Linked DNA regions of Homo sapiens: region 2 is linked to region 1. A link is a contact called in ENCODE Hi-C or POLR2A ChIA-PET data. All regions are on one chromosome and are shown on one strand. The core of a region is the stretch at or near the end of the contact, and the rest is flanking DNA. Distances in the headings are between cores, read along the strand shown. Region 1 holds the start of PAQR8 (progestin and adipoQ receptor family member 8). Region 2 holds the start of IL17A (interleukin 17A).

Region 1 (3,439 bases), core at 501-3,000:
AAATAAAAAACAAAAACAAAAACAAAGCCATGCCTTGGTCCTTTGTTTTTAGATACACACTTGGATACTCATCCACTGAGGTCCTAAGCAGTCTGGCTCCCTTCCAGTTGACCTGGTCAAGGGTGCAGCAGCTCAGGGCTGGGTACACGTTGTGGATAACCTTAACAGGGCAGTCAAGGGCAGTCTACCTTCCATGCAGGCAACTCCTATTAACTTCAGTAACAGGAGTCTTCACTGACAAGCAAATACTCCCAAACTGTACAATACTCTCATGTTTAACTCGACTGGAATGCAGTGCGTTTGTGGACATTGTTTGGTGTGTGTATTTGTTGTGGATTTTCCTCGTTTTTACCCAGAAACAGCTTCTCAGAGTACTGGAACAAGTAGTACACACGTGGGTCTAAAAATCACACATACAGTGTATTGTATGAGTTATCCCTAAGGCGCGCACACACACGGGTAGGTATTACCTGTACATTTGAAATCTCACTCCATAACTAATTTTTTTAGCCCAGGCTCTTCTCATTGGGTTCCTGGACAAAATCATTTCTAACCCAGCTAAGAAATATGGAATGCAACTTAGGTCAAGACAATGAGCCTGCCAAGGCTCCTGGACTTCCCACTAGTCTGCCAGTGCCTGGAGCACCCACAGCTGCACAGGAAGCTGCTGTGCCCGGCTACCTCCAGGTCCCCGCACCGGGTCGGCAAGGTGCAGCAGCCCCCAAACCCAGGCTCCGAATATTCCCCAAGCGCGCTGAGTGCGAGGTCCCCACCCGCCTCCGTCTGGGGATGCCCGGTCTTGCTCCCTAGACTAGATTCCCTCTCGAGTTATCTACGACCCTGTTCCACCGAGGGCGCTGCGTTCTCATAGCCTAGACAGACGTTCCCAGCGTTCCAGCCCCACCAGCCACCTCCGACACCCCACCGCGGCGTTCCCATCCAGCCAAGCCCCAGCATCCGCCCATTAGCCAGCTGCCGGCGGTTCCCATCACAACTCCGCTCCTCGCGCCCACCCTCTCAGAGAAGCCCCCTCCATCTTTCCCCGGCGAAAGCACATGCCTAGACCCACCCTACTCTTTCCGGGGTTCCCCTACCTCGGGCTGCCCTTCCTCGGGCTCTCCCTACCGCCCCGGGCTTCCTCTCCTCCGCACTCCCCTCCCAGGTTCCGTTCCCCTCCGCCCTGCGGAGGGCGCCCCACAAATGCGGACAGGACGCCCCTCGTTCTGCCCTGTCGGACTCCCCCACGTCTTGGTCCTGAATCTCCCGCCCTCCGGGCTCAGCCTTCCCAACATCGCGGTCCCCACACCCCCGCCAGCTCTCCAGGCTCAGGCTCCATGACTCCCCAGCATCGCAGTCCTGGCCACCCCACTACAGCCGTTCAGAGCTCCAGGGCTCCCCAGCATCCTAACCCGTCGTCCCCCCTTCCGGGCTTGGATTCGGAGACTCAACATCGGGGCCCTAAACTCCGGCCCCTGGCCTCAGGTTCCCAACGCTGCGACTCTGGACCTCCCCTCTGAGCTCGGGGTGCGAGGACTCCCCAACGCCGCGATCCTGACGTCCCCGCCTCCCGAGCTCGGGCCCCGGGGCTCCCCGACCTCGCGGTCCCAATACCCAACTCGACCCGTTCCGCGCCTCCCGCGGCGGGACTCACCGGCAGGGGCGGCGGCCGAGCCCGTGCGCGTAGCCCAGCCCGGCCCAGCCCGCGCTCCCGCCTCGGGGTCCCGGCCACGAGCTTCCCGCGGGTGGCTGTGACCGCGGCGGGCTCGGCTCGGGGGAGCGGCCGGGAGGAGGAGACCGCCGGGGGCGGGTGACGCCCAGCTCCGCCCCTTCCCGACCCGGGGGCGGGATGCGCAGACCCGCGCGCTCCGCTGCAGCCCGCGCCGCTGCCGCCGCTGCGAGGAAGTTGACTGACGCCGCTTCCTTCCACCCAGGACGCAGACCCTCGCAGTCCCTGGTAGCTGCAAAAAATCCGGAGAGTTTGAGACAGAGACGCCTTAACCGCCCTCATATTCTTTCCAAGAATTCACCTCTCAGGGGGCCATTTCCGAAGTCCCTCGGGAAGGGCGGAAAACAATAACAAACTTCATCTGCGCTGTCAAGACTGATTTAAATCCTGGCCTTTCTCTCACCACTCTCGGGTGAACGTTCAGGGTCATGCCCATGATATAAATAATGTGATGACATACCACGGAGGCCCTTGCAGACACTTCCACACCCCTAAGATACACCCGCCCAAGACTCGCGCCTCTCCCATGACTACATCACACAGACACATCTGACACTGACCTGCAGAAGATCCCACTTCTACCCTGTGTCCTCAATCCACAGCCTTCGTGGGTCCCAGCAATAGCGACCCACACATACAATCTATTGGAGGCAGGGTGCGGGGGTGGGTTCCACCTCCCGACTTGCTCCTCACCCACAATGTTCTCGGTATTTTACCATGAGAAAAAGACAGTTAAGAAGTTGGATGATCAATTAACAAATCAAGTTGGCTTTGCTTTTAAAAAGCCTTCTTCATTATCTGGAGAAAAGAGAAGGCCTGGGAAGATGGCCTGCTTACTGTAAGATTTTGTCAGACAGGCCTAATTCTGGTCTGCTTACTGTAAGATTTTCTCAGACGGCCTAATTCTGGTCTGCTTACTGTAAGATTTTCTCAGGCCTAATTCTGGTCTGCTGGTTCCCAAAACTTCTCTTATACCACCGTGTTTCAGTGACATGTTGCACAACATCTCACATTTGTACAATGTTTCCATTTTTCAAAACATTTTAGCCGAGTGTGATGGTTCACACCTGTAATCCCAGAACTTTGGGAAGCCAAAGTGGGCAGATTGCTTAAGCCCAGGAGTTCGAGACCAGCCTGGGTAACAAGGTGAGACCCTGTCTCTGCAAAAAATACAAAAATTAGATGGGCGTGGTGGCACACGCCTGTAGTCCCAGCTACTTATTCTCAGGCAAACATCACGAAGCAAAGAAAGTAATCTTAGCAGGATTATTTCAGTTCCATAAATGAAGACATTTAGACTCTGAGCAGTTGCACGGCAGGTTTGAAGCTGAGTCAGAGCCAGGAAAGAGCCCAGGGGCCTGTCTTTAGAGCCACTGATCTCCCCAGGGAATCATAGTCCAGCACTTACTTATAGGTGGATACTAGTGGAAATGTCACAGGAGGTCTTTGGCAGCTTTGCTCCCTCCATCTCTTCTTCACCCCAAAGATGTCAGGGAACTCTCCCTTAACCTCAAAAACCCGGGCTCTCCTTTATCGTCAAAAACCTATGATAGGCCAGAGGTCACAACCGTACAAGAGGGCTTATTGAGAGGGAGTGAAAACTCCTTCCACTTTGGGCCACTCTAGAAACAAAATTACAGGTTAGCACATCTAAAAGCCTATCCACAGCCTTCATCCAACTAACGTGAGCTGTCAGCCGGGAGCTGATGAGCC
Region 2 (3,439 bases), core at 422-2,921, 180 kb after region 1:
TTTGGGTTGATTATTGGTGTCAGTGACAATTAGATCTAACAGGATAGGGATTATTGGAGGCTGTCCTGTGCTTGGTTAAAGAAATCTGTAGAAAGTTTGAGAATTGCTCTTCACAGTGGTCCTTCCAGGTTTGACTGGTAATTCTAAATGAATAAAATCATCCTCAGGGAGATTTAACTGGCAGTCTGATGCATAAGAGGGATGAAGAATATAGCATTTTTATCTGGAAGCTTTACGTACTGGAGATTCCAAGGTGAGGTGGATCGGTTGTAGTAATCTGAGGACCTTTTGGGATTGGTATTGGTATTCCGGTTATGGATGTTCAGGTTGACCATCACAGTCCGGGGGAAGTTCTTGTCCTCAGAATTTGGGCATCCTGGATTTCGTGGGATTGTGATTCCTGCCTTCACTATGGCCTCCAGGCTCAGCAGCAGTAGCAGTGACTAGAATTGAATGGGAAAGGAGAGAGAGGTTGGAGATTAGATTACTATGTGGTTCTTTTTGACAAATTAATTGTGATGATGATGCATTGCTAATCATAGAGAACACACAATGTTCCAGGACAATCTATACTACATTTTTCAGATCAGCTAGAGAAAAATCTAGGTAGATGACCAACATAATGTTAACACCATGGCTTTAAAATTTTTTTAAAAAAACTAGTTTCAACATTCTCCTTTTGACTTAGGAAAGACATGTTATCCATTGGTTGGCAATAATTTTAATAAAAATGTCAAGTCATGGCATGTCATTAGCCTATCAGCACATGCATCATTGTCAGGTCTGGGAAGGAATAATAACCTTGATTTTCTAGGTAGAAATATCCTCCTGCACCATTGTTCTCAGTCCCATATTCTGTGAAACTCATCGTGAAGTCAAACATTCACATTGGAAGAAAGAGCTATAGAAAATCTATGTGGTATCAATATTCATGCTAGAAGTGCTGTTGGTGCTACTGGCAGGCATCCAACTAAAAACTCGATCTCCTTCATGTTTTCTTAGGTATATTTTCCAGTTGTTCTAAATTTAACATGTATTGATTCTGTAATAAAATCAGATTTCAAAAAAGATACTTGAAGTTAAATATTTAAAAAATATAAACCCCACTTATTCTAAAACACAGTTATACCTATGTTTAGTTAGAATACATAGTTTCAATGTACTGAGAATATGGTACGAGATAATGGAAACAAAGGTTGTTGCTGCTACGGCTTTCAAAATCTCAAGGATAGTGACCCATTTTAAAGAAAAATGCCGTGGGAGAATTATATTAAATCCTTTGTACTCAGAAAAACAGACTTTCAATAAATTTTCTTTCTTACTGCACAGCATCATGTGACACTTCTTGTGTGGTTTAGCCCCAATATAGCTATCTTTCAGTTTTAATCTTATCTTTCAAACTGCTGTGTATCAGTTCTTGAAAATGCTGCACAATGACTTAAATACCTACCAAAGCTTTCATTTCCTATCCTACATATACAGTATTCCTGGATCTCCATAGTCAGAACCCAGCGTTTCATGCCCACGGTCCAGAAATACTATCTGGTCCAAATCAGCAAGAGCATCGCACGTTAGTGCAGGACTCACCACCAATGAGGTCTTCCCAGGAGTCATCGTTGTTTCTTCCAATCAACTGGGGATGGATGAGTTTGTGCCTGCTATGAGATGGACAAAATGTAGCGCTATCGTCTCTCTTTTTATAGGGCTTTTCTCCTTCTGTGGTCACTTACGTGGCGTGTCGCAGTGGGTTCAGGGGTGACACCATTTTGGTTAAAATTTCCGCCCCCAATGAGGTCATAGAAGAATCTCTCCTTCTGAAGGAAAATGGGAAGGGCAGAAATTCATGTTCCTAAAGACCATGTCCTCTTTTCATTCTTACTTGTTAGAAGCTGAGCAGAGCTGCTATGCTATGGGTCAATATCATGTATTTATGAACATATGTACAGCTGCCAGAAGAGTTATGCTCTATTTTAATGGTTCATGAGGAAGAAAAAGTTTGAAGTAACATGTAGGTCTTCTGGTGTCATGTACCTTGATTTTCCATTTGATCTTTCTTTTCCTCACAGATTCCTTGGCCAGGTGTTGTGGAGACAATTCCGGAAACTACTCAAGTTCCCATCATATAAGTAAACAAAAAATGAAAAAAATATTTAATAATAAGATATATCCTATTTAATTGAATTTAACAATTCTTTTGTTGAATATCTACTCTGCTCAAGGAATAAATAACTAGGTTCAAGAGACACGAGATTTTCTGTTAAAGGCATGTTCCAACCCTGCATGCTACCAAGCAACTTGGTGTTTTGAGGAAGGAATTGAAAATGGGGATAGAGACTGGACAAAGGTGATGGAGATGGAGAAAAGGGGGGCAGGGGGGAGTAGAGAGTGATGAGAACTAGAAAGGAGAGGAGACATGATGGGGGAAAGAGAGAAGGAGTTAGCGGTTCTTTTCTCTGTACTCTAAGTAAGATGAACTTGGACTCAGGTCCTTGAGAATAGTTCCTTCTCAGGAATACAGAGGACTAGGACAAGGAAGGGCCAGTGGATATAGATGTGGCTGGCTATATGTCACCCTTCTCCGCCCCTACCCCCACTGAGGTGAATGATAACTCTCAGGCACTCAGCTGGTATCCCATATTCTACATGCTAACTCGGGGGGAGGCTGGCCAGTAGTTCCAACTCAATGGCTGGAGTGTAAAATTAGTTTGCCGGATCCTGAACCTGTTTGTCCTGAGATCCATTCCTCCCTGTCCTGCTCTACCTGTAACTCAGAGGGCTGACCCTGGAGGCTGCTTGCTCAAACTCCCCTGTCAGCTGGGTTTCAGCTAGGCTCAGCCAAAAGGGAATTGGAGGACAGATGAGTAAAAGTGGGAAGTGGAAAGTGGAAAGTGGGGAGAAGCCAGGAGCTTCCTTCCTCAGTCTCCCAGAGGACTGCTCACTCCCTTTGTCCCTGCAGCCTTCAAATGGTAACAGCTTCTTGCTGATGGCAATCTCAACTACCAGGGTGACTAGTTCTCTGACTTAAACTCCCTCTGTTGCAAATGCCTGAAGGGGCTTCTCTTTCCTGGCCAGATAAACCCTGGCTGATGAATGAGGGAGGCCATAAGCACCTGAATTTTAGTGGCAATAGTAGATATCCTTGATAGGTGAAGCAGATACAGATGGAGGAGGAGGTAGGATACAGCTTCAAGTGATTTCCGTAGTCCTGGTTTTGGCATCACTATCTATGTGCTTTTCAAGACAAGATTCAGAATGAGCCCTACTGCCCCTCCTCTACACACGACCAGGCAGCAATCCCAGAAGCTGCAGCATCTCTCACATCACCAATTTCCAAGCTTCCTCTAACTCACACTCTCACCCACTTGGATGAGCTATGCTTGCTTTTCCCAATTGCTTCCTTCAGACCATCTTCGACATGCTTTCAATAATGATTCTCAAA

The links. Hi-C counts contacts between places; a loop is a spot of excess contacts on that map. ChIA-PET counts read pairs that join two places held with the same protein, here RNA polymerase II (POLR2A). Pooled maps may share reads with other maps.
Region 2: a pooled map shows a loop between it and region 1 (1.9-fold over the local background). The contact joins the promoter of IL17A here to the promoter of PAQR8 in region 1. A Hi-C loop is called at or near these places in 2 of 50 pooled maps. POLR2A ChIA-PET finds 5 or more read pairs at or near these places in 3 of 52 experiments (OCI-LY7, activated CD4-positive, alpha-beta T cell and activated T-cell).

What each region holds. Positions count from the first base shown.
Region 1 is chr6:52,360,462-52,363,900 of GRCh38, reverse strand. PAQR8 (progestin and adipoQ receptor family member 8) reads right to left here and starts at 1,750. Exons shown (of 2, transcript NM_133367.5): 1 at 1,652-1,750. RefSeq lists silencers at 1,498-1,987, 2,161-2,346.
Region 2 is chr6:52,184,607-52,188,045 of GRCh38, reverse strand. It overlaps IL17A (interleukin 17A), which reads right to left and starts at 1,671. Exons shown (of 3, transcript NM_002190.3): 1 at 1,588-1,671; 2 at 241-443. The coding sequence starts at 1,614.